5 separate regions of the Mus musculus genome follow, and all the other regions are linked to region 5. A link is a loop called in an ENCODE intact Hi-C map of the cell type or tissue named here. Cell type or tissue: gastrocnemius. All regions are shown on one strand. Region 1 overlaps Asap1 (ArfGAP with SH3 domain, ankyrin repeat and PH domain1). Region 2 has its middle 29 kb from the start of Gm46509. Region 3 overlaps Asap1 (ArfGAP with SH3 domain, ankyrin repeat and PH domain1). Region 4 overlaps Gm30632 (a long non-coding RNA gene). Region 5 overlaps Gm30691 (a long non-coding RNA gene).

Region 1 (5,000 bases), 500 kb after region 5:
CTCAAGCACAAGCCTTGCATAGCTTAGACCACACAAAGGATTCATCCACATCTGGGAGGTACGGGTTTTCTGCCCGTGGAGTGTGACGTTCACAGTAACAGGCTCCAGTCAGCCACTTCCCCTCTTCATTACCTCCAGCTTTACATAGCAACACCGGCTTTCCTTCCTCGTGTAAAACCGTGAAATGAAAGAAAGATGTCTCCTCACCAAGGAAGGGGCAGGTATCATCAGTTGCACATTTGAAGTCTGGAGCCCTGGATCTAGTGTCAGTGGCTCTGTTTCTTCTGACAGATGATCTAGCTTCCATCTAAGACATCTTGCAGTGGGATGGGATTGCAGCTCATTTGTTAGAGTGCTGGCGTAGCATTCACAACACCCTGTGTTCAACCCCCAGCATGGTGTAAGCACTGGGGTCGGAGTGGGGTGGAAGCAGGAGAATCAGAAGTTCAAAGCCATCCTTGGCTACCCAGTGAGTTTGAGATCAGCCTAGGGCATGTGAAACCTTGTCTCAAAATCAAATAAATATACATTCAAGGTCACTATATTCTCAGCCCTTGTGAGAGGTAACTATTCCATTCTATTCTACCAGATTTGAATTAGTTTCTTTTGAGAATGAATTAATTGTCCTTAAGATATACATTCCCTGCTTATTATGATAAACTTTAAAAAAAAAATCATGAGCCTATGGAAAAGCCTTGAGCCCCTGGCATAATGGCGGGTGCCCTGAAAATGTAGACTGTGCTGTTGTAAGTCAGTCCAACTCAAGACCTTGTGTAAGTCACAAAAATTTTCTGACACCTAGCCTTAAGGTGTTGTAACCCCCAAGGTAGAGGCTCTTGGAGGAGTCTGTTTTTAAAACTCTATGAATCAAGTACCTAAGAGGTACTGATACACATTAGGTATCCAGATGTCAAAGGGCCTGACACAGAAACAGAAAGCAAAACTGAGCCTGCACGCACTGTGAGATCTAGTGAGGATTCATGATGAAGTGCCGCCGTTGACCTTGCTGAAACAAGTTTTGTGAATTGTGCTAGAGAAATGACTCTTCGGTTAAGAGTACGTACTGCTCTTCCAGAAGACTACAGTGCAATTCCAAGCACATTGGTGGCTCAAAACCACCTGGAACTCCAGGTTCAGGGGTTCTGACATCTCCAGCCTAGGGTACCTGTACACACATATATACACATCTGAAGAGAGGGACAGTGTACTCACATACATTTTTTTAAAAAAAAAGTGATCTCTAGTTTCTAACTTGAGACTAAGTTAGAACAGTAAACAGAACAAACGCTAACATTTTAAAGTGTATTGGATGTCCCACTCACTCCTAGACTTGCTTCCCAAGTGTTCCATTTTCTTTTTCTTTCTTTCTCTTTCTCTTTCTCTTTCTCTCTCTCTCTCTCTCTCTCTCTCTCTCTCTCTCTCTCTTTCTTTCTTTCTTGGACATTTTTTTATTTACATTTCAAATGCTATCCCCTTTCCTGGTTCCCCCTCCGAAAAACACCCTCCCTCATCCCCTCCCCTCCCCCTGCTCATTAACCCACCCACTCCCGCTTTCTGGCCCTAGCATTCCTCCACACTTTGTCCTATGAAGGCATAGAGCCTTCATAGGACAAAGGGCCTCTCCTTCCATTGATGTCCGACTAGGCCATCCTCTGCTGCATGTGCAGCTGGAGTCATGAGTCCCACCATGTGTGCTCTTTGATTGGTGGTTTAGATACAATTCACAAATCACATGAAACTCAAGAAGAAGAAAGATCATAGTGTGGATACTTCTATCCATCTTAGAAGGGAGGAACAAAACACCCATGGAAGGAGTTACAGAGACAAAGTTGTGAAGTAGAAACTGAAGAAATGACCATCCAGCGACTGACTCTCCTGAGGATCCATCGCATTTACAATCACCAAACCCAGACACTATTGTGGATGCCAACAAGTGCTTGCTGACAGGAGCCTGACATAGCTGTCTCCTGAGAGGCTCTACCAGTGCCTCACACATACAGAGGTGGATGCTCACAGCCATCCATTGGACTGAGCATAGGATCCCCAATGAAGGAGCCAGAGAAAGGACCCAAGGAGCTGAAGGGGTTTACAGTCCCATAGGAGGAACAACAATATGAACTAGCCAGTACCCCCAGAGCTCCCAGGGACTAAACCACCAACCAAAGAGTGATCCATTTTCTGTGTGGTCATAGAAATAAATTTCTGAGGTTCTTTCTCAAAATAAACTGAAGGTGAGCGCCACCTAGAGTCAAGTTTGTGCCTGGCAAACACATCACCCGCAGCCTGGTTTGGCTTTTACATCTCTTGCTGCAGCATTTAACTACATAGGTTTTCTGGGTAGTACTTTGCTTCGTATTCTGCCATCCAATATTTCATCCAAACAACAGGCTCAGGCCTGAACCTCTGTGTTATTCAAAGAGCAAACGTAGCTGTCTGTTCTCGGGGTAAAAAAGCAATGATTTGGCTATGGATTTGTTTTTATGTTTTGTTTTTGGAAAGCTTTTCTCTCATTAGTGAAAATAATACAAGCTTATTTTATCTTTGGGAAATTGCATGTCCCCCCCCCCCATGAGTTTTCTCCATAAAGGGGGGAAAACATTCAAAAGACAAGCACATTTTGGTTAAAATTCCTTTTTAATTTTTTCCCAAAAAACATAAATGCATAATTGATACATATATTTAAATTTGATATTATTTAAAACATTTTTCACCTCTATTTCACAAGATATAGTCTGAACATTTCTCCTATGCCATCAAACACATTCTCTAATGAAGCCAGCTAGATAGTTCCGTGGCCGAGGCACCTGCCACCAAGCCTGACAACCTGTGCTAGTCTTCTAGGACAGACATGTTGGAAGGTACAAGTTGTCCTCTGACTTCCTCCATACATGTGCCATAGCATGCATGACCACATACATTAAAACACAAACACACACACAAACCATTTGAATTGGTGTATTTTATGCTTATTGGACTTTCAGGTTTTACATATACCTTGGAAACAAAGGATTTGTTCAGTGCATACTGTGTGTCAGTGTAGTCATAGCCACTGCTGTGATATTACTCTCACCATTACTGACAAATACTCAACAGAAACTATGTAGAGGCTTCCTTCACGTCCTGGATCCGAGGAAGAACAGTTATAGCAGAAAAGACACGATGACCAGCAAGGATCTGTTTGTGGTAGTGGGAACTGGTTACATCTTACAGATCAAAGGGGAAAGAAAGGCAGGGAGGAAGAGAGGAGAGAGGGAGGGAAGAAAAGAGGTGCCACCTTCAAGGCCTGACCCCAGTGACCCACTTGTGGCCAAGTCTGGTTCCCAATGCTTCCCCCGCCTCCCACAACAACAGTGCCATCTAAAAGCAAATGCTCAAATGTGAGCCCATAGAGGCTTTTCATATTTAACACAGCTGCATTTTACGTGTCATACTTCCAAGTTACACTCTCCTTTAACAAGCATAAACTTTATGGCTGCTATTAATATACCCCTCCTCTTCACTGTTGAATGTCCTTGCAGCTATAGACTGCCAGAAAGCGGATGCCTTCTATTGAACACATTCCACCTGTCCCTGCTTCTTACCATCCGTATATGCTCATACCTTAAATGAATCCTCTTCACTCTGCTCACATAGGAATGGAAGCACCTGTATATTCACAGAGTATCAGTTACCATGTCCTCTCTCATCCACTCTAGCCATCTCTCTGTGTGTCACCTGCTCAGCCATCTCTCTGTGTGTCACCTGCTCAGCCATCTCTCTGTGTGTCACCTCCTCAGCCATCTCTCTGTGTGTCACCTCCTCAGCCATCTCTCTGTGTGTCACCTGCTCACTTCAGCCATCCCTCACTTGTCACTTCTCACTATTTTATTTTGTTTCCATTTTATTTGCTTTTAATTGTTTTATGGGCTAATGATTGAATCCAGGATGTCATATGTGTTCAAACAGCCCTAACCATCTCTTAGCTCCAATTTACCTCTTCATTTTTCCTCACTTTATTGACATTTTGGGGAGAGCACTTAAGAAAAGAGAGGGCTTTTGAAAGTTCCTATTGAAGATATGTTTCCAGTGGAGAAAGACAATGGTGGCTGTGCCCTTTTGAAGGCTACCTTCCTCTGGTATCTTGACCACAGGTGGATATCAGTACTGACGAATAGCAAAGAAGAGGCCCTAACCATGGCCTTCCGTGGTGAGCAGAGCACAGGGGAGAATAGCCTGGAGGACCTTACCAAAGCCATCATCGAGGATGTACAGCGGCTCCCTGGGAATGACATCTGCTGTGACTGCGGCTCATCAGGTAGCCGCCCTGGGCACACTGGCCTGTCGAGCCTCTTCTCTGTGTAGTCGTCACTGGGGTGGTTGCTTGAGTTCCTTGGAGTTTGGGAGCCAACTTAGACACACACAGCATGATCTCTGAGCATGAAGATTCCCCTCACTGGGCTGCTCTTCCCTACTCTGTCTCCCCTACCTGGGTAATTCCCAGGCTGTTCTACCTGACACAGAGTGCCTCTCCCCTGAGTGCGCCCCCTGATCGCTAAGGGGATGAGGACAACATGGTGCTCATGAAGGAAGTGTGACTCTGCCACACCCAGCTAGAGCAATGTTAATTCAGGTCACTCTTGCTAGGTGTTTTGCTTTTTCTACCACTGACCTCACAGTGTATGGATCCATAAGGTACCAACATCCTCCTCTTACAGATGGGGATGAAAGTGCTTTGCTTAAGATTGAAATGCACACCAGCTGCTTCTGAAGACTGAACCAGAAGGATGGGTTAGAGCTACTCGTATTCTGAATGTACACAAAGGCTGTAGGATTCAGTGCTTCTCAGGCATCCAACCCCGTCTGTGCCTGGGGCTAGAAGGGAACCCAGCCTGCCACAAGGCCCGAGACTGTTCTATAGGTTCTCTAGGGAGAGGGTTGGAGCAAATTGTTCTAAGGACAAAGGGGTTGACTTTGATTTTTAGTTAAGTGGTAAAGGGATCCTAGCCTCAGCCCTTCCCTAG
Region 2 (5,000 bases), 150 kb after region 5:
TATCCAAGTCCCATCTTACTCTACTTCCAGTAGTTCCTCAAACAGACTCTATTCTCACGTGCCTTCATAATAATTCCCCCAGGGAGCACCATGAGACCAGATTCATCTTGGTCAGTTTTTCTTCTTAGTGTGTTCCAAGCACCTACAAGAATGTCTAGAACAAAATAGTTGCTCACACTTTGGTCTTCATTCTTGGACACTGTGCCCCTTCTTAGAATTGGGAACAAAACACCCATGGAAGGAGATACAGAGACAAAGTTTGGAGCTGTGATAAAAGGATGGACCATCTAGAGACTGCCATATCTAGGGATCCACCCCATAGTCAGCTTCCAAACGCTGACACCATTGCATACACTAGCAAGATTTTGCTGAAAGGACCCAGATATAGCTGTCTCTTGAGAGACTATGCCGGGGCCTAGCAAACACAGAAGTGGATGCTCACAGTCAGCTATTGGATGGATCACAGGGCTCCCAATGGAGGAGCTAGAGAAAGTACCCAAGGAGCTAAAGGGACCTGCAACCCTATAGATGGAACAACATTATGAACTAACCAGTACCCGGAGCTCTTGACTCTAGCTACATATGTATCAAAAGATGGCCTAGTCAGCCATCACTGGGAAGAGAGGCCCATTGGACACACAAACTTTATATGCCCCAGTACAGGGGAACGCCAGGGCCAAAAAAAAAAATGAGAATGGGTGGGTAGGGAAGTGGGGGGGTATGGGGGACTTTTGGGATAGCATTGGAAATGTAATTGAGAAAATTGCATAATAAATAAATAAATAAAATAGTTGCTCAATAAATAACCAAGCCTGTAACTGTTTTTGTTTGCATGTGTAGATAGTTTCAAAGGTTAGGTTTCTAGAGTGATTCTCTCTCCACCATTAAGACATTTAGGAAACTCCCTCACCTTGAGTGTGGCCCGGACTAATGACTTGCTTATTTAGTTTTGGCTAATATTAACTGGAATGTCCTTGAAACTCATTATGAAGTCTATATAGATAACCCCAAACTCTTGATCCTCCTGCTTGTATTTCCTTAATTCTACAGTCCAATCATCACTGTACCTACTTGTCCAACCTCCACCTCTGTTGGGTTTCATTATGTAGTTCAGGTTCATACATACATACATAGATGATACATACAAAGATGATTGATAGATAAATAGATAGTAGATACGTAGATACATACATAGATACATATATCCCACATTGACCTCAAACTTAGGGTCTTCTTGCCTCAGCCTGAGGGTTTGGATTATATGTATTGGCCACCATAGCCAGATTCTAATAACTCATCTCTAACTGACTAAATCTTAGCTACAGGATGTTACATTCAAGACATTATAAATCATCTCATTTTCTCTTGATTGCTCAAGCTAGGATAATCATGCTGCCATCTTGTGTAGAGACCTTTATGGTTCAGTGAAGAACTGAGACTCCAACGCCAGCAGCCAATGAGGAGTTAAGGGCCTCAGTCTCACAGCCTGTAAAAGGATGCAGCCTTCCCTCTGTCGCATTTATAAATGTACGAGTTGATCTCCCAGCCTCTGGTTGAGTCTTGAGATAAGACTGAGCCCTGGACATCAACCTGACTGCATTCTCATGAGTGATGTGGAGCCAGAAACATCTGCTAAGCCATGGAGATTCTTGACCCACAGAACCTGTAAGATGATACTTGCTTTAAGCTGGGCAGAAATAGATAACTAACATGGATTTGGGTATAGGAATGGGGTGCTTACCTGACAAAAGTCCAGAAGGTGGGATTGACCTTAGAACAAGGCAACAAACTTCAAGCAATGTCAAGAAGAGTTTAAATCACCTTTAGGGCTGATGAACCCAAGTGAGCAAAGTGATTGTCACACAAGCATGAGAGCCTGAGTTCGGATCACTGGCATCCATGTAAATAACTGGGCTTTGTAGTGCATGCCTGTCACCCCAGCACTGGGAGACAATCTAGGCAATCAGTGTTCCAGGTACAGGGAGAGACCTTGCCTCAAAAAATAAGATTGAGAGTGGAAAACATCCAACATTGACTTCTAATTTCCCCATGCATGCATATACACATACATGCATTAAACATGTCTACAAAGACACCTAAACAAATAAATAACTCCTTGAAGAGCACAGAACTTTAAGACTTTGGGCTTTAAGAATATAGGAAATCAAAGATGACCTTACTGGAAGCTGAGAGACAGAAAGGTTTAGTAGTGGCTCAGCAGAAATCTTGTCAACACTCTCTGCTGCAGTTACTTAGAAAGTACAGAGTAGAGCTAGCAAACTGCATTTCTCTCCTTAAGAATCTTCCTGGGCAACTTTTCTTCCTACTGCTTACAATCAAGTGTGAGAGGAGAGGGACAAACTGGGGAATGAGCCATAAAAGAGACAGAGCTAGGGCTTGATGATTCTAAAGCTCTCATTTCCCTAGATTGTAAACAAATTTCAAAGGTAGAAAAACATTATAAGCAAAGATCAAATCCAGGGCAATGCCTAGAAACCATGGTCTGTAAATAGAGCAGGGATGTGGGCAAGCCACAGCCACAACCCCACCTGGCAGCCTAGTAGACAGCAGGATCCCAAACTAGTGGCTCCCAGATTCCTGGCTGTATTAGTCAGGGTTCTCTAGAGTCCCAGAACTAATGGAATGTGCATATAAAGGGAATATATTAGAATGACCGATAGGCTGCAGTCCAACTAATCCAACAGTGGCCAGCTGTGAATGGAAAATCCAAAATTCTAGTAGTTGCTCAGTCCCAAGAGGCTGGGTGTTTCAGCTGCTCTTCTGTATAGGCTGGAATCCTGAAGAAGTAGTCTCCAGTGGATGGATGTGCTGGCAAAGAGAATACAAAGAGGCAAAAAACAAACTAACCCCTCCTTCTTCCAATGTCTTTATATAGGCATCCAGCAGAAGGTATGGCCCAGAACCAAGGTGTGCCTCAAGGTCTGGATTAAATGCATGTGTTGATCAAAAGCATGTGACGTCCCACCTCAAGATTTGAATCTTCCAGCCTCAAGGTCCAGATCAAAGGCATATTGTCTTCCTGCCTAAACATCTGAATCACAAGCATGTTCTCCGTTTCTGGATTGTACTTCATTCTGGTTATAGTCAAGTTGAAAACTGAGAAAAGCCATCACATTGACCCACAAGATTATGTGATTAGGAGGGCTGATTTCAATGTTCAGTGCTAAGTATGGAGAAATGCATTACACAGCAATGGCACACATATGCCAAGCTTCTAAACAGGCGGATGTCACAGGGAGAGAAGTGATTTAAACCAGAGGAAGCTAAAACCTGAGATAATATGAGCAAAAGTCAACCTTCATCTCGCTGATAAGTGCTAAGTACTTGGGATGTGAATTAGTAGCATGGAAGAGAAAGAAATAAAGGGGACGTGGCTGGTGGCTGGTGGCCGAACTTACGAGATGGTTCTTCCAAGGGGATCATGTAGGGACTTTCCCTAGCTAGTCAGCACTAAAAAAGACAAAGCACACCTTGTTTCTTGACCTCAGCCTTCAGTCTTCTTTTCTAGGTGAGGATGCTAGGCTCCTCCTATGGCTGGACTATGGCTTTGAAATTGGCCCTTCTTCCAATCTCCAATACCAACAGCAAACTTAGGAATCCAGCTTAGGCCTTGTGCCAGAAATGAAGATGTATGAAATTGTGAGTTGGAGGTAAAGCTGATCTCTTCACAACACCCTGGAATGAAGGTCATGGCATATACACCCCACAGGAAGCCTTTACAGAGATAGGTGAAAGGGCAGGGGGTACATGAGGATCCTGGCTTCAGAGAAACCAGAAGAGATGAATTCACTTAGCTTACTCCCACATCCTCCGTGATATGCTGGGTCCACTTCAACTTCTTTTTCTTCTATCCATACAACTCTTACTAATACATCAGATGTTCCCTTCACCACCTCTCCTTCTTCACCAGAGAACAAGTCCTGGCAAACCACTTTGGAAGCACCTCATATGTTCTGAGAATCAGCCAACACTTTTCAAGAAATGACCAAAAAAAAAGGTGGAGCGCAACCCTGTGTCCCACATGTTAGCTGAGGACAGTCATGTTAGGTGAGGACAGTCACAGTACAGGACCAAGCAGAAGTGGTGCTGTGCTGGGCAAGGGAAAGAAAACACAACCCAGAACGTATCTCCTTTGCCATTCTGCTTCTTCATCTTGGCCCTCCAAGCTATCCCCCCTCGATGCTCTAATACAGAGCATACTAGAATACATGCTGCAGCTCAGAAGGGTATCATTTGAGCTTCTCACTAGGCCTGGGCAAGGAGTGACCCAAAATTTCTTCACAAGAACTTCAAGGCCAGCTTCTAACCCTGCTTCTAGCAGAGGAGCCAACCAGGGGTGGATATGTAAAAGAGGCAGAGTCAATAGAAATTAACAGTCAGGAAGTGAAGCCCCTGGTGGGCAGAGGACATGAAAGAACGAAGGCTTCTTTCCCTGTTTCTCATCCAAACTGCTTCTAGAGAACAATATTTGGCTGTCATGCTGAACCCTAGTCCCACTGGTTTCATCCTATAAACAAGGGTGGCAGTGCTCCCTTGTTGATTTGTCACATGCCTCAATGACATTTTCCATCTAAAGTCCCTACCAGAGCCAAAGGCTCATAGCAACTTACTAAAGTGTACTGCTATTATTGGCTATTGTTGTCTGGTCTTTGTGAGCCTATTGGAGTGGAGAAAATTACAATAATCATCCTTGATGGGGTGGTATTTGTCATTTCCCATCCTGACACATGTGTTCAGCCATCTGAAGATGGTTTTATTAAGAGTATTGATGCCCCCTTTGAAACGGGAACAGAAAGGAAGAAGTGCAAACGAGGGATGTGTGAGGGAAGGAATAGGAGGGAAAATTATACTGATCTATACCTACTCAGAAATGGGCTGGTGTTGTGGGAACTTTTCTTGTGGAGATCAGTAAACATCTGCTTTTCCCAGGTAGAACACCAATTTCATTAAAAAAAAAAGGCAGACAATAACAATACCAC
Region 3 (5,000 bases), 450 kb after region 5:
AAGTGTCATCCCCGATGGTGTGTTAAAATGCTGCTTGCTTAATAAGATGGAAATATAAATAGTTGTGTGTGTGAGAATGAGTCTTGCTGTGTAGCCCACACTGACCTCTAATTGGCAAGCCTCCTGCCTCAGAGCAGAACTTCTGCTTCTTGTGGACTAGAATTACGTGAAAGCACTTACCCTAATTGGATTTGATTATCACAGAGAGGGAAAGAATTTGCGAGTTGGGAAAGTTGATGCAGAATAATCAGTAGCATTTTAGTAAAGTGCCATCGAAATGATCCATGGTATATTTTTCCTAAAACATCCCTTAAAGGCTAATGCCGGTGACAGCAGGAAGTCTGCTCCCTCCAGTAGTCCTGGATTCTGTGTTGACTACACTGAAATTGCCAGTGGGGACAGCACTTCACAGTTGGACAGAACTTGCTTGGGTTGTCACATTTTTGAAATATTAAGAAAACGAAAATACTGGAAGAGTCTGGAATCCTAAGACTAAAATCATATAATTCACCTGTCACAGAGCAGCACACTGAGATATCTGGAGGGACAGGTGTTCTCTTCATTGAGTTTTCCAAGGGAGAAACCGTCTGTGTTTCAGTCCCCGCCCCCCTCTTCTCTGCTGTCTTCCTGGTGCCTCTCAGGTCGTTCCCTGTCACCTGTCACCAAGGAAAGGACTTTCTCCTGGGAAGGGAGCTGACTAGAGGTAGTAAATTTTTGTAATTTTTTTTTCCTGTGACTTTTTCCTAAGCTTAACCACTGGGGAAAATCCAGATTTCTAAATTTATAACGTATTGTCTGCTGTTTCATATTATTCCCCAAGAATACGTGTGTAGATGACCACAGTGAAATTCTTAATTCTTGGGGTTTTCCATCAGTGCAGAGCCCCAGCCCAGTGTTTAACCACAGTGATGGCCTTGGTTACTCGGTGTGGTTAGAGCATAGACTTGTTCTTCAGAAGAACCTTCACCTTCAGCACGGACCACAGATTTCATAATGCCCCTGGTGTCTAATGCAGCCTCCGCGTCAAGGTAGCAGCAAGCTTCCATTGTTGCTTCATTCACAAGGGTCTGAGATATTGATGAAAGGGGTCATCTAGGATTGGAAGTTGAAATGTGCTTTTAATCTGTGTTTTCCATGTTGTTTTAAGTACTGTTTCTTCTTGAGCAAACAGTACATTGCTTATTTTTAAAGAATGTTTGAGTATGCATGTGAAAATTGTGCATGTTTGCATATGCGTACCTGTGCAACCTCAGCTGTTGTTCTCAAACGCCGCTGTCTTGTTTGTTGAGGCTGGACAGATCTCATTAGCAGAGGGCTCACCAAGTAGGCTCAATGGGCGGTCACAGAGCCCCAAGGAATCTCCTGTCCCTATCTCCCAGCATTAGAGTTACATGTCTGGGCCACCAGATAGATCTGCCCTTTTTTGACATGGGTTCTGTCATCTAACTAAGGACCTCATGCCTGCAAGGTAAGCATTTGCCAACTGAACTCTCTCTAGCCCTTTAAATAATAATAACAGCAACAGCAATGAAGAAAGCCTCCTTTCCTCCTGTATTCCCTCCACCCCCATGTCCTTCAGAGCACTGTGGACACCAGCAGATTACTGGGTTCTTCTCTAGGAATAATGTACACATACAACCTTTTCCCCATCTTTTTAGAGGTCAATCTTGTCCTCTGTAAGTACTTTTTATTCCCCCCCCCCATATACCACATAAATAAGGAAGAGTCTCATAAGTGCTACAGTTTCCCAAGCCAGGTGCCCATTGTTGGGCACGCTGTTTCCATCAGTATGAACAGCCCAGCTACTCTGGAATGCCCAGGCTGTTAAACAGTGTAGATCATACATTCAAGGCCAGCATGGAGACTCTGAGCTCAACCATGGTGCTCTTATAATTATGGAGCTGCCTCCTTACTTCCCTTAAGACTTAGAGGAAAGGTTTGCAATTATACTCAGTTTCTTTTAAAATAAAATTCTACATTAGAAGCAGTGGCGGTTTTATAGAAACAGTCTGTGGTAAGAACTTCTGGAGTGTTTTATCAAGCCTAAACTAACTTTATTGCAATAAATAATTTGTTACCTATAGTATTTCTTCTAGAGAACAGATGTTTGTATCCATAATACAAGCAAAATTTGTCAGAATTGCTGCTTCAGTCTAGTCCCACTTGAGAGAATTTGTTTTCACAGACTTAATAACTGGATGAATTATCACACTGTCTCTTAAGAGCCTTGGGGCAGAGGATCCTGGAGACTTAGACTGTCAGAATAAAATTGAGCGCTAAGAGCAAAATATCTCCAGCTTAGCGTCTAGAGCAGAGGGCTGATTTCTGTGGGTCTTCATTTTCTTCTGTCATGACCAGGCATTCTCAAGCTTTTTATTTTTGAGGACCATAATTATAAATTCTAAGTGGAACCTTAATAAGAGAGGATGCACCTGATCTTACTGCAATTCGATATGCCAGGAATCCTTGATATTCATGGGAGGCCTGACCTTTTCTGAAGAGTGGATGGTGAAGAGAGGGAGCAGGGACTGACTGGGAGGAAAGGAGGGAGGAGAAAGTATGAGATGATAGACAGATAGACAGACAGATAGAAAGATGGTAGATAGATAGATAGATTGATTGATTTTAAAATATATACATAAACTCTAAGTGGCCTTTTTGCCCTACTTTCCAAAACCATTACTGATTCTCATAGACATTCAGCATTTAGCAATCTGGACTGCTTGCTTAAGCTGAATTCTGTGTTACACAGATAGAATTGCCTTGGCAGGGATCCTACGCCCTCTGGTGGTATATACTAGAAAACCTTCCTCAGATGTTAAGCCAGTGGAAGTTTAGCAAAGAGCATGACAGAGCTGCTGAGAAAACCCAAGGTGCGAGTAACAGGGACGCACTGGGAGAAGGCAGAAGCCAAAAGGCATGACTTCTCTTCTCTTCCCCTTTGCTCCCTCAGTTCTGGATTCATAACTGGCATTTTAAAAATACGTGGGTTTTCAGCACTCACGAGAGTTTGTAAGCTGGCACAGAACGTGTGTGTTGGCTCGTTCCATCCTCACCTGCTTGCTGGCAGGAGCATGCAGCCCCTCCACTCTGTCAGCACCAGGCCATTGAGCAACAGTGGATGTCCTCATGTCATTCTCTCTTGCTGGCTGTCGACTGCCAGTGTAGAAAGAAGCCCCACTTGGAGCAATAGTGGGCTGCTCATCTCTGCCTGCCTGCCTGCACAGCATGTGGCTCATTCTCTCTTCGGTGAAGAGTGGATGGATAGATGGACAGGCTGACAGGTAGACATACATGCATGGGAGAAAAATGTTCTTAAGGAGGAGACCCCAGACCTACTATGCTTCGGTTCTGCAGAGCCATGCCAGCTCAGATTTCCCTGGGAATTCCCAGCATCTTGCCGACTGTATTTTAAACCATCCTTTGGCTCCTCTGCAGCTTGCCTCCAGCTGGGCAGCAGCTCAGCCTCTTTCTCCGTTAGGTCTGTACTGTGTCAAAGTGCAGTCTGCCTCTGCAGAGCAAGAGAAAACCTGCTACTCAACCGTCAAAGACTTGTCTTAGCTGAGTCTTGTGGCTCATGCCTAGGAACCTGTAATCCAAGGCATGGGTTACACAACCAGACCTGTCAATAAATAATAATAATAATAATAATAATAATAATAATAACTGAGGCTGCAGCTGTAAGCAGACAGCCAAGGCCATCAGTGAGCATCTAATCTCATGCAAGACAGATAGAATCACAGATAGAGTGTGTACTGTGAGAGCACAAAAAGGAAATGGTGAAAGCCGGTTACACACTTCCCTTCTTATTCTTGACAGCAACTGAAGAAAAGTCAAACCAAGAGTTGCAGTCTTGTTAGAAGTTGCACTGAAAGTGCTGAAATGAGTAGCAGTCGCTTGCACTCATCTGTAGGTGCGACAGCAGTATCTCAGAGCATCGCTCTGGGACCACACTGCAGCTCTCTGCTCACAGCTGGGACTCTTACATGTCACCTCTCCCTCCTCATTCCTACAGCTGCAGTGTGGGGACTCACACTAGCAAGAGGATGGCATGTACATGCAACAGACATTTAACACACATACAGCTCTCCACTGAGCCCCGGGCCGGTGAGTCCAAGGAAGAGGTTTCACTGTTTATTGTGCATTCTTTTAACTCTCTCCCATCTTTTCTCTGTGTTGATTTTCCAGCTCCAGGGTCTGAGCCACAATGTGATCTTCACCTTGGATTCCTTGTTAAAAGGAGACTTGAAGGGGGTCAAAGGAGTAAGTGGCCAGAAATTATTATTTTCAGTCTTCAGTTAAAAGGGTTGGGTTTATTCTTCCTTTTTTTAAACATAGTAGTACTTATATTTGAAAATTTCTAAACATTTTCAGCACAAAACATTCTTGGAAAATTGTCATTAGAAAAACTGTTGCATCTTCACATGATGGTACCGACTGGAAACAAGACTAGGTCCTTTCAGAAAGATTGGTAGCTCCTCAGTGGGGATGGGGGGAGGAGCTGGGCCCCAGTCTGGCCTCCCAGGGTGATTGATGGACTGGGCTCTGAGCAGCTCTGGCTCTTGCTGCTTTGATAGGACCAGGAGGGCCCACCCTCCTGCATCTGCAGGGCTTCTCACCTGGGACCAGTGCACATGTGGTTTCAGATCTCCAGAAGCAAGTTGGTTTTGTTCTGATGGTTTCTCAGTTACTTATTGGAGGAAAGATGAATAACAGTTTTCATTTTCTCATTTTCTCTTTCCTAAGGATCTCAAGAAGCCATTTGACAAAGCCTGGAAAGATTATGAGACGAAGTTGTAAGTGCTGCTTTGTTCTGTTTGTGATACCTGGTCATGGTCATGAGTTTCCACGGGCTGAGGACAGGACTGGGCCCCAGTGAACTAATATATTAGCTATGATCTAGTTAAAAGCCACACACACACAGTTATCCCAGCACTCTGGAAGCTAAGCAGTCCTGGGCTCCAGTTCATTCAAGGACTGCCTGGGCTACAAGGTCAGAC
Region 4 (5,000 bases), 75 kb after region 5:
CTCAGATCTCTAAAAGTTAAGACAGTATGATAATTCACTTGGGGGCAGCCTGGGTTACATAGCCAGACTCTGTCTCAAAACTACAACTACAACTACAATAGTCAGACACCTCTACCCAGTGCTGAGTGTTGACATCAGCAATGGTTAAAGGAGTAGCAGTTTCCACATGGAACACAGTGCAAGGTCTCAGCCTCCTCCTGTGAATTCCTACCCAAAATGGATAACCTAAAATCAATCACTGGGCTTCATCAGACATACTCAGACAGAAGGACACTCTACAACATAAATGCTCCATGGTGCTTAGGTATTTTTATAAGCTCTCATCATCTAACTTGAGAACATATAAATATCGTCTTGTCTCTTATTTTTTTAATTTTAAATTTTTATTTAATTCTATTTTCTCATCTATTAGTACCAATGGTTTTGTTTAAGATGTATAAGTGTCCTTTTCATAGGCAGAACCTTACCCTGAGCTTGAACTTAGCTACTGTCTACTCTCAAACTTCATTACTAACTGGCATATTTGCTGCTATAAACTTTTGTAATGAAATGTTATATTTTAAAGAAAATAAAAAATATGTGGATGTTATAAATGCCAGGGCAGGCTGAGGAGCTCTTCCACCTTGGAGGTAGCTGGATGAGACATATTACCAACGGGTATCTGTAACTGTGACTTCACTAAGTTGTCACTTGGGTGTCATTGGAATGCCCCAGGACTAGCAAAAGTTGAGTTTCTCCCTAGAAAGTAGATGATGAGGATTGGGTAGACAGTTCTTGTGACTTGTATAAAAATTTGAAGTCATCTCAAATAAAACATGACTAGCAAATAAATTTATTTTAAAAAGTGTTGAAGCTATCTCTTTGTTGAGGAGACATGACCTTCTGTTTAAGAATTCTTAAGTCTTTCCTACCATAGTAGTCCAAAAAGAAGGCTTGCATGCCAGTTCATAATTTTCACACTCAGTTTCCTCTTTTTAGCGTTCCTCTTTTCTACAAGAGTCTCCTTGTAAACTGACCATAAATCCCTTTTTACCTTGGCCTTCCCTATCCTGAAATGTTCCGGCTAGAAGCACATGACTAGAGTGACTATAGACTCTTGGATGCCTTTTATCCTGAACCTGAACCAGAGATCTGCCATGGAGGCATTCATACTGGCACTTGGACAAAGTGGGACAAAGCAAAGGTTCATACCAAGGGACCTGAACACATTTAAGTACTTGCTGCCTGGAAAATCTGCCAAGCCCAGTGGCTGCTACACTAGATTCCTGTAGCCTCATTCCTACTTCATGGAGGCTGAAATGTTGTCTTAATGAAGTTAGAAATAACTTTGAGCCTGAGAAGAGGGTTGGGTGGGAATCTGATGAACATATAAAATCAGCATGTTTAGTTTCTCAACATTGTCTGATTGGTCAGCATTGTTTTGAAAAACAGCCCAAGAAATACACCAAGAAATAGTGGCCACCTTCATGACACCCTGTGTCTTGGTATAACCTACTGCTGCAGATCAGATATGGCACTGGGTTGACAACAGCTACTACTGCTTGAGCACGTCCTATGTGTCTGGCCCAATGAAAGAAATGCTTTTTTTAATTACCTAGCTTATAAATGCTGACTTTAGCATCTACTGATATAATCTTTCTTCTCCTCTAATCTGTGCTGCAATGCATCCTGTGCTTTTTCTTGATATTGAGCTAGCCTTACTTACACTCCTTCAATAAACCCAACTTGATCATGATATATTCTTTGGACATATTCTGAACTCTGTTTCTTGACTATTTATTTAGATTTTTAATTGAATTTTATTGAGCACATTCTTTTAATATAATATTGTTATTAACATGAACTAATTTAATCTTTATAACTGCACACTTTCCTAGTAGTAACTTTCCCAGGATCCATATAGTAAGTATAGTTGGGCTTTGGAATCAAGTGTGACTCTTTGTACATCAGACAGGTTGTGTTTCATACCATCCTTCGCCTAAAAGATGACACAGCAAGAGTCCTACACCAAGGGATAAGGTCATGGGGACGATGTAGCTGCCAGATGTTTGCTAAGCACTGCTTCTGTCAGAGAAGAGAGCAGGGCTCCTCTGTCACTAGATATTGCACTTTCCCTTTCAATTGAGATGTTAGTACAGGTAAACTCGTAGTCTTTCAAGATCTATGTTTTATTCCTAGACTTATTTTGTTAGTGAGTCCCAGTCAGTGAGTTTCCACTCTACAAATGAAAGCATAGCATGCATTAATTTTATGTCCAGGGAGTGGAAAGAAAGAGGAAAGGGGGATTTTATGCAAAAAGATAATTATTCTAACAGTCTTATTTTGTGTTTTCGTATTTATTTTTTTACAAAAATCTACCATATGCCCATTCTGTCCTACCCTTTTTTGTGCGTATTAAGCTTGCCTCAGCAACATACTTCCAAGCACATATAGAAGCCCAGCCTCAGGCAGAAAGTCTGTTACTGATAATAATTAGACTACTGCCTTGTGCTTTCTGGAGCCTACTGGTATTTAACTTCATCTGCTCTGCTACCTACTGCCCTGATCTGCCCTCACTTCACTTCACTTAGGTGGCTAACTCACCCTTAGAACCTGACTTCGTATTGGTCCTTGGATTCCATATGCAACCAGTATAGAGAATTGACTCCTTTGTTTTTTTCTTTAAACCAATCAAAAGCCTTTGCATTGAGAGAATTGTGTTAAACACTGATGCCCCCATTTGTTCTTCTTTCTTCCTTACAGTCTGACTGTTTGCATCTACATAAAACTATATGTTGAATCTTAGTCTCCATGACAATTGTATAACAAGGTAGAGTCATTAGGAAATAAGGAGACCATGAGGATAGAGGTTACTTGAATGAAATAGAATTAGTGCTCCAGAAAAGACTGCCTTGACCTTTCTTCTCTTGTGGTTATAGCAAGAATGAGTATTCATGATTAGTACTGAGACCAACAACTGCTCACTATGCAGAGAATAAGAGACTGCAATTCTCAAATCTAAATGGGACACAAATACACTCACTCCCCACCCCACCCCCACCTCAAGGCTTAGAAATCATGATGGAAGGAATGGAAAGGCTATAAGTGCTAAAGGTAGTGGATGTCTGCAGAAAAGCAGGCATGGCAACGCCACACATGAACCCACAGCATCTGTGACAGCATGCACAAGATCACCACATCCACTATCCCAGCACCAATTGGGAAGTTCTAGTCATACCAAGGAACTAGCGGCAACTGATGGTTTCTTGGGGAGGAAGAATCATTTTCTTCAGAAAGTCTGCCCATGCTCCAAGTAGATGGTCTTGTAGGACTGATGTATTTACAGGTAACGCTCTGTGAATTCTCGTTTGTTTTTTGTTTTGTTTTTAAGACTATATAAAATTAGTAATATCAAGTTAGAGTAAGAAAAGGAGAGAACTGGAGGGTATACGTGATTGAAGTTATATATATATATATATATATATATATATATATATATATGTATATGTATATGTATATGTATATGTATATGTATATGTATATGTATATGTATGTATATATATAAATTAATTTTTAGAAAAATATTGCTTCATCTGTGTACCAGAAAGAGGGCCTTCAGTAGATACTGAATCTATCTTTGTCTTTATGACTTAATGCTATATGTTTATATCTAGGTGAGAACAAAGCCCAAAACAAGTATGACCAAAAACCAAGAGTAGAGGAAAATGTATTTGAACAAAGGAGTGCACAAGAGTTATTTCCAAAACAATGTCCTCAAATTAGAGTGTCATGGGATTCTATTTAGAGAGCCTATGCATATTTATATGGGAAACCACTTTAGATCTGGGCACATTCCTGAGCAGGCTTATTAAGGAGAACAGCCCTAGTCATCCTCAGCTTCAGGTCATTGTTGAAGAAGTAAAGAGCAGATATGTGCAAGCTCAAGGTCATTGAGCACACATTGAGAAGGATAAAAATGACAGAGAGGAAAGTTTCTGGGAGTACTCAGTTTTGTTGGAAGTTTTAGCAGGAAAAAACAAAAAAGGAAGCACACTTTCAAAGTGTGTTTACATAGGAGTTTGTTCCTAAAGGTACCTGCCTTACTTGGTAGCTAACATCTTGGTCTTAGACACCCTGACTCAATAAGGTAAGAAGCCCCTAGAGTGTTGTTTATAAGCCACTCAGGCTGTGATGCTTTTGCTATAGCAACCTGAATGAAGCAGGATGAAGACAGTATCCATTTGCTACAGTGTGATGACAGTGTTAAAGATGTCTTGACTAGCTACATATTCTCACCTTAGAATCTTTAGGATGAAAATAACACAAGGAAAGCATACTGTGCTGACAGTGAGTCAGATATTGACCCTTGTGGCTGTGGAAGTTCCTAGAGCTACTGGTCTCCAAGGTTATTCACCTCTTCTGGAATCTCCTTGGTCAGTTGTCCCTGGAGACTCTGGGTCTCCTGTGACTACAGGAAAGTATTAGAAAGACCTTGCATTAGAGGGGCTCAAGCATTTCAATGTCTTTGTGTCTAAATAGGCCTGGTTCTGTAAAGTCGGCATCTCAGTGCTTTGATATTTTTTATTTGCCTTTCCCATATCTCGTCTGGTTTTCTGGTCGTGACACCAATCTTCAAAGAAAGTCCCCAACTACTCCCTGAGCTCTATAGGCACTCTCAACCACACCCTTGGCTCTTCAGACACAGCACTGGGCTTCTGCTTTGACTCTGAGCACTCTTAGAATTTCATAAAGATGGCAATGTTGATTGGTGTAAGAAAAGATCACACAAGTCAGACTGGGCCAGATTTCCAACCTGGGGTTTTTGCTGAAACCAAAGAGAACAATTCCAACTTCAAAGGAGCGTTTCTAGCTCAGAACACTGGATGACTGGAACTGCCTGCCACCGTGATTCCCACAGCATGGAGAACTCTCATCCACGGGACAGATAATGGGGTACCCCTTCAGAGCTGAGAAAAGAAAAGGGAAGAAACACAGGAGAAAGGACATTTCTCAGACAGTTA
Region 5 (5,000 bases):
GAGCCCATGGAGCCCGCGATTAATGTACGGTTGATTCGAATCCTGGTGAGGCCTCTCTTCCTGGTTCTCATAGCCATCTTGTTTTTTTTTTGTTGTTGTTTGTTTGTTTTGTTTTGTTTTGGGGGGGGGGTTCGAGACAGGGTTTCTCTGTGTAGCCCTGGCTGTCCTGGAACTCACTTTGTAGACCAGGCTGGCCTCGAACTCAGAAATCCACCTGCCTCTGCCTCCCAAGTGCTGGGATTAAAGGCATGTGCCACCACACCCAGCTTTCATAGACACCTTCTTGATGTATCTTCACATGGCCTTTCTTCAGAGTATACAGAAAAAAAAACCTCAGTCTCTCTCTGTATCTCTCTGTCTCTGTGTCTCCCTGTGTCTCTGTCTGTCTCTGTCTGTCTGTCTCTGTCTCTCTCTGTCTCTCTGTCTCTCTCTGTCTCTGTCTCTGTCTCTCTCTCTCTGTCTCTCTCTCTCTCTCTCTCTCTCTCTCTCTCTCACACACACACACACACACACACATACATACATGCATACCCTTCTCTTTCATCTTTTCTAAGGCTAACTAATTCTATTAGCTTAAGACCCGTCCATTACAATCTTGTTTGACTTCAAGAACCTCACTAAAGGTACCATCTCACCATCATATCAATGCTTAGGGCTTGCCTTAACATAGGAACTTTGAAGTAACAAAATTCAATATATAGTCATCTTCCACCACATCCCGCTATCACCTTTATTTTCTGCCTTTTGTCTAGTTCCCTCTCCCCTCTCTCCCTGTCATTTAAACTGCCCATGGAACTACACGTCCATCATTTCTGCTGCATGAAGCAAATCTTCCCACCTACAGTTCCAGCTCCCAAACTTCCCATGTTCAAATCTATCAATGCACCCAAGAAAACTAACCCCTCCATCCTGCCTTTATAGAATAAGAATTTGGAACCCTTGTTAAATGTATCTCTCTCTACAGCTGCCATTCGCTGGTCCTACCTCTTCTGGAATACATTCATTGGCTTTGGTACAATAATTTCATTCTTCTCAAATGCCAAAATTCTCAGAGATTGGCCATAAATATTTTGTCTCACTCACAGGTCTGTACATCGGCTAGTAAGCTGGAGCAGTACAGTCAAGTTCAGGTCCATCCCACAGTTCTCTCCTTCTAGAGCTGGTTGCTGCCTGAAGTTAATTCTCTTTTCCAAAACTGTAAGAAATGACATTTATTTACTTCTGCGTCTGTGTGTCCACTCACCTGATGGAAGCCAAAGTCAGTCATCTCAGCACGTCCATCAAAGGAATATGGAACACAGAAATGTAGCCTCCCTCTTAGGGAAAGGGCTGGGAGGACCATAGCATGGGGATAGGTTTGGTGGGCACACAATATGTCAGCCATATGGATGAAATGGGGGAAACATAATGCCCTGCTGCCCAGTCATTTTAAGACAGAGTCCAAATGTCATTAAATTCAATGACTCAGCGAGTGCCCCTACTTCCCAGCATCCTCATCACCTGAGCACCCCTGAGAAGAGTTCCATCATAATGTGTAGACTGTGCCTGATGTGAAAAGAGATGGAGGGCCTGCAAGTATGGGACAATGGGACACTAGCTTCTCTGATCTAAAATGATCTTAGATCAGAGTGTGGTACACTGAAGTAAAAAAAAAAAAAAAAAAAAAAAATTCATGGCCAAAGGCATTGTGCCTTGAAAGACTATCCCGACAACGTGGTCCTGGCTGCTATCACAATTTACAGACCTGTTTTTGAGCACACTGAGGCTCCTCACAGCTTCCTTCTGTGAAGCTTAGCCTCGGGTATCTCATACAACCCCTCCCTTCTGGTGCTAAGATCCTCTTTAGAGCGTTCCCTCCAAACGGTCTCCAGGCACCCAAGCATCCCCTTTCAAACAAAGATGCTCACCTCTCCCAAGCAGCCCAGGTACTTGTGAGCATCTGTAACTGTTCTTTGCTTCATTTACCAAGATTTCTGGTTAAAATTCAGCCTCTGTCCTAGGTCCTGGATACAGAAAACAGTCAGATATGGTTTGCCCCTCAGGAAGACTCAGCACAACGAAGAAAGACAAAGAAACACGGTATCAATTAAAGAAGCAGCCAAAGAATGGTATTGTTTTGTGTTTCAATGACCTTTTTTTTATTGAGTTGAAGATTTTCTTATATAGTGCCTTAGTTAGGTTTCTGGTGCTGTGATAAACATTGACCAAAAACTAAAGTAAAGTGTTTCTTTTAGTTACAAGTTCCACATTACAGTATAACACTGAGGCACGTCAGAGCAAAGACTCAAACAGGGCAGCAACCTAGATGCAGGAGCTGATGCAGAGGCCATGGCTTGCTCAGCTTGTCTTTATATAGCATCCAGGACCACCATCCCAGAGATGACAGCACCCACAGTGGGTTGGGTCCTCCCAAATGGATCACTAAGAAAATGCCCCACAGGCTTGCCTGCAGTCCAAGCTTATGAAGTCATTTTTTTTTTTAGCTGAGGTTCCCCCCTCACAAATGATTCTAGTTTGTGCCAAGTTAACAAAAAACAAACAAGCCAACACACATAGCTTTAATCTGTTTATTTCGGAGGTGGAGGGGACTCTGTACTCCACTAACTTAATCTTTCTTCTAAGTAGCACCCCACCTGATATGTGAATTTATTAGTCATTTATTTGTCCCTATGTACAAGGGGGTAAAGAATCGATGAGTCTGAGTTCTCCCCAAAGATTGGCCTTATCTGTGGTAGATGATCAGAGGCTTGGGGGTCAGATGTTTTGGGGTATGGATCTCCCAAGCCACAATACACAGTGCTTTTGGAAACTGATCTCTCAGAGGGTCTATTTCCAGATCTGCAATCAGTGACTGCAGAGTGTCACTTTGCTGTGATGGTCGAGATTGCATGAGCTTTAAGCTGGTACGTGCCTCTCACAGCTGCTGGAATGGAGCAAGTATCCCAAATTTGGTGGTGTTCTTTTAGTTTCTGTACCCTCAGTTCTCCAGCAAATTGGTTTGGTTTGGTTTGGCTTGGCTTGGTTTTGCCTTCAGAAACGTTTTGCTAAAAGATGTGTTATTTTCCACCTAGCCGCCAGGTGGCAGTGTCTGAGACCACTGGGATTCCCTTCCTGCAGCAAGAGCGATAATGGAAAAACACCACTATGTTAAAGCTCAGCTAGAACGTGACAACCGGCTTCCGAAGCGCAAACATAATAAACGTTCTCTCATAAAACAGAGGTTTCCAGGAGTATTTTATTTGCTTCACAGCTGGGTACAACATGACAAAGTGACAGCAGGCTGCTGATTCCTGAACAGAGGGCACAGCGAGAAGGGAAGAAATGATTGATGGAGAAAATCAAAATCAATGGGAGGAGTAAGGAAGAAGCTACATGGGAATTGAGCATTAAATTCAAATATTTTACATTTTAAAACCACTGCCTGTAGAAACGAAGGAAGTGAGGATCTGAAATCTAGTCCCACATATTCAAGAATGACCAACCCTAAAGCAGCAGTTCCTGTGGGTTGCAACCCCTTTGGGAATCAAACAACCCTTTCGCAGAGGTCACCTAACACCATCGGAAGACATATTTACATTATGATTCATAACAGTTACATAATTACAGTGATGGGTAGCATCGAAATGATTTTAGGGTCTTTATGGTCTGGGGTCAGCACAGCTGAGGAACTGTATTAAAGGGTCGTAGCATCAGGCAGGTTGAGAACCACTGTACTAAAGCGAGGCCAGTACACAAGACTTTATAGTATGTGGAGTCCATGCTGTGATTTCGCCACTTAGTCCCTGTTTATTAAGTTGAAAAGTGCATATCATGTGTCTCTCGTGTGTCTGGCCTAGGCTTACTAACATCTACACTAATGTCCAAAGAGCTCCAGCCATCAGATTCTCTGGGGCACCATGGAAGCATGAGGGAGGACAGTGAAAGCTTCGCCAAGATGAAGGGCGATAGAACGGCTCATTTGTGCCCAGGGGGAGTGGCCTGCACTAGTGATTGGATAGTGATGGGCCCGGGGGAGTGGTCTGCACTAGTGATTGGATAGTGATGGACCCAGGAGGCGTGGTCTGCACTGGTGATTGGATAATGATGGGCGCAGGGGAAGTGGCCTGCACTGATGATTGCATAGTGATGGATATAAGAGCAGTAACCTTGGGGAGAGGGGCAGAAAGAGTAAGCAGTCCAGATGAAGGGAGAAAATACCAGGGGAGTGAGTAATCCTATTTGAATAGCAACTTGGATTCAGAAGACAGAGAAGGAAGTGACCAGCAAGGGGCCAGAAAACTAAAGCCCTGTTTGCCAAGACAGCTTGAGGGGAAGACTTCAAAAGACTTAACTGAAGAGATCAGCCAGGGTGTATCTGTCCGAGTACAAGAGAGGGGTCAGGATCATCTAAGGAGCAACCTTGACAATAAGGGTATGAAGGAGGTGCAGGAGCAAGAGATCCTGAGCGGAGCACTGAGTTCCCTCACCGAAAAGATGAGGATAATGGATGAGATTCAAGAGCAAGCCAAGTGTCTAGTCTGGGATGTAAAGGAAGTGAGCTGCAAAGATCAGGGAAGACCAACCAAAGTTATTTTTTCTCCAATAATTTGATTTTTTTATTCAATTTATATCTCCCCTCCCTCATGTCTCCCCAGTCCCCTTACGTATCCCTCCTCCACTGCCCCCTCCCCTTCTCCTCAGAGAACAGGGAGCCTCCCATGGGTACCACCCCACCCTGGGGTCTCAGCAGGACTAAACACCCCCTCTCCCACTGAGGCCCTACCAAGTAGTCCGCTTGGGGGAAGAGGATTCAATGCCAGACAACAGAGTCGGAGACAGCCCCTGCTCTAATTATTAGGGGGCCTACATGAAGACCAAATTTGACAACTATACAAATGTGTAGAGGGTCCGGGTCCAGCCCCAGAATGCTCTTTGGTTAGTGGCCCAATTTCTGTAAGCCCCCATAGGCTCAGGTTAGTTGATGTTATAGGTCATCTTGCGATGTCCTTCATCTCTCTGGC

The links. Peaks named below come from ENCODE experiments on the same cell type or tissue, not always from the same donor. Only the 100,000 strongest peaks of a DNase experiment are listed, where the experiment ranks them.
Region 1: a loop joins it to region 5, with 7 times the contacts of the local background. A loop is called at or near these places in 25 of 42 quality-filtered maps.
Region 2: it touches region 5 in a loop (2.0-fold over the local background); 7 of 42 quality-filtered maps call a loop at or near these places.
Region 3: a loop joins it to region 5, with 20 times the contacts of the local background. A loop is called at or near these places in 32 of 42 quality-filtered maps.
Region 4: it touches region 5 in a loop (2.3-fold over the local background); 6 of 42 quality-filtered maps call a loop at or near these places.

What each region holds. Positions count from the first base shown.
Region 1 is chr15:64,129,398-64,134,397 of GRCm38, reverse strand. Asap1 (ArfGAP with SH3 domain, ankyrin repeat and PH domain1) reads left to right here. Exons shown (of 31, transcript NM_010026.3): 17 at 4,131-4,294. Among named protein-coding and RNA genes, the nearest start is that of Gm20717, 34 kb to the right of the region's middle. In gastrocnemius, a CTCF peak has its summit at 2,247 (motif pointing left); a DNase peak (open chromatin) is centred at 2,250.
Region 2 is chr15:64,472,049-64,477,048 of GRCm38, reverse strand. No RefSeq gene overlaps it. Among named protein-coding and RNA genes, the nearest start is that of Gm46509, 29 kb to the left of the region's middle. In gastrocnemius, no CTCF peak of the experiment used is centred here; no DNase peak of the experiment used is centred here.
Region 3 is chr15:64,172,481-64,177,480 of GRCm38, reverse strand. Asap1 (ArfGAP with SH3 domain, ankyrin repeat and PH domain1) reads left to right here. Exons shown (of 31, transcript NM_010026.3): 6 at 4,189-4,263; 7 at 4,747-4,796. Among named protein-coding and RNA genes, the nearest start is that of Gm20717, 77 kb to the right of the region's middle. In gastrocnemius, a CTCF peak has its summit at 2,780 (motif pointing left); DNase peaks (open chromatin) are centred at 2,794 and 3,029.
Region 4 is chr15:64,550,261-64,555,260 of GRCm38, reverse strand. All of the region lies in intron 1 of Gm30632 (a long non-coding RNA gene), which reads right to left. Among named protein-coding and RNA genes, the nearest start is that of Gm30632, 19 kb to the right of the region's middle. In gastrocnemius, no CTCF peak of the experiment used is centred here; no DNase peak of the experiment used is centred here.
Region 5 is chr15:64,625,623-64,630,622 of GRCm38, reverse strand. It overlaps Gm30691 (a long non-coding RNA gene), which reads left to right. Exons shown (of 4, transcript XR_875386.2): 1 at 1-45; 2 at 1,086-1,197; 3 at 2,001-2,108; 4 at 3,072-3,182. Among named protein-coding and RNA genes, the nearest start is that of Gm30691, 2.6 kb to the left of the region's middle. In gastrocnemius, a CTCF peak has its summit at 3,075 (motif pointing right); DNase peaks (open chromatin) are centred at 3,084, 4,001 and 4,718; H3K4me3 peaks cover 256 bases; H3K27ac peaks cover 215 bases.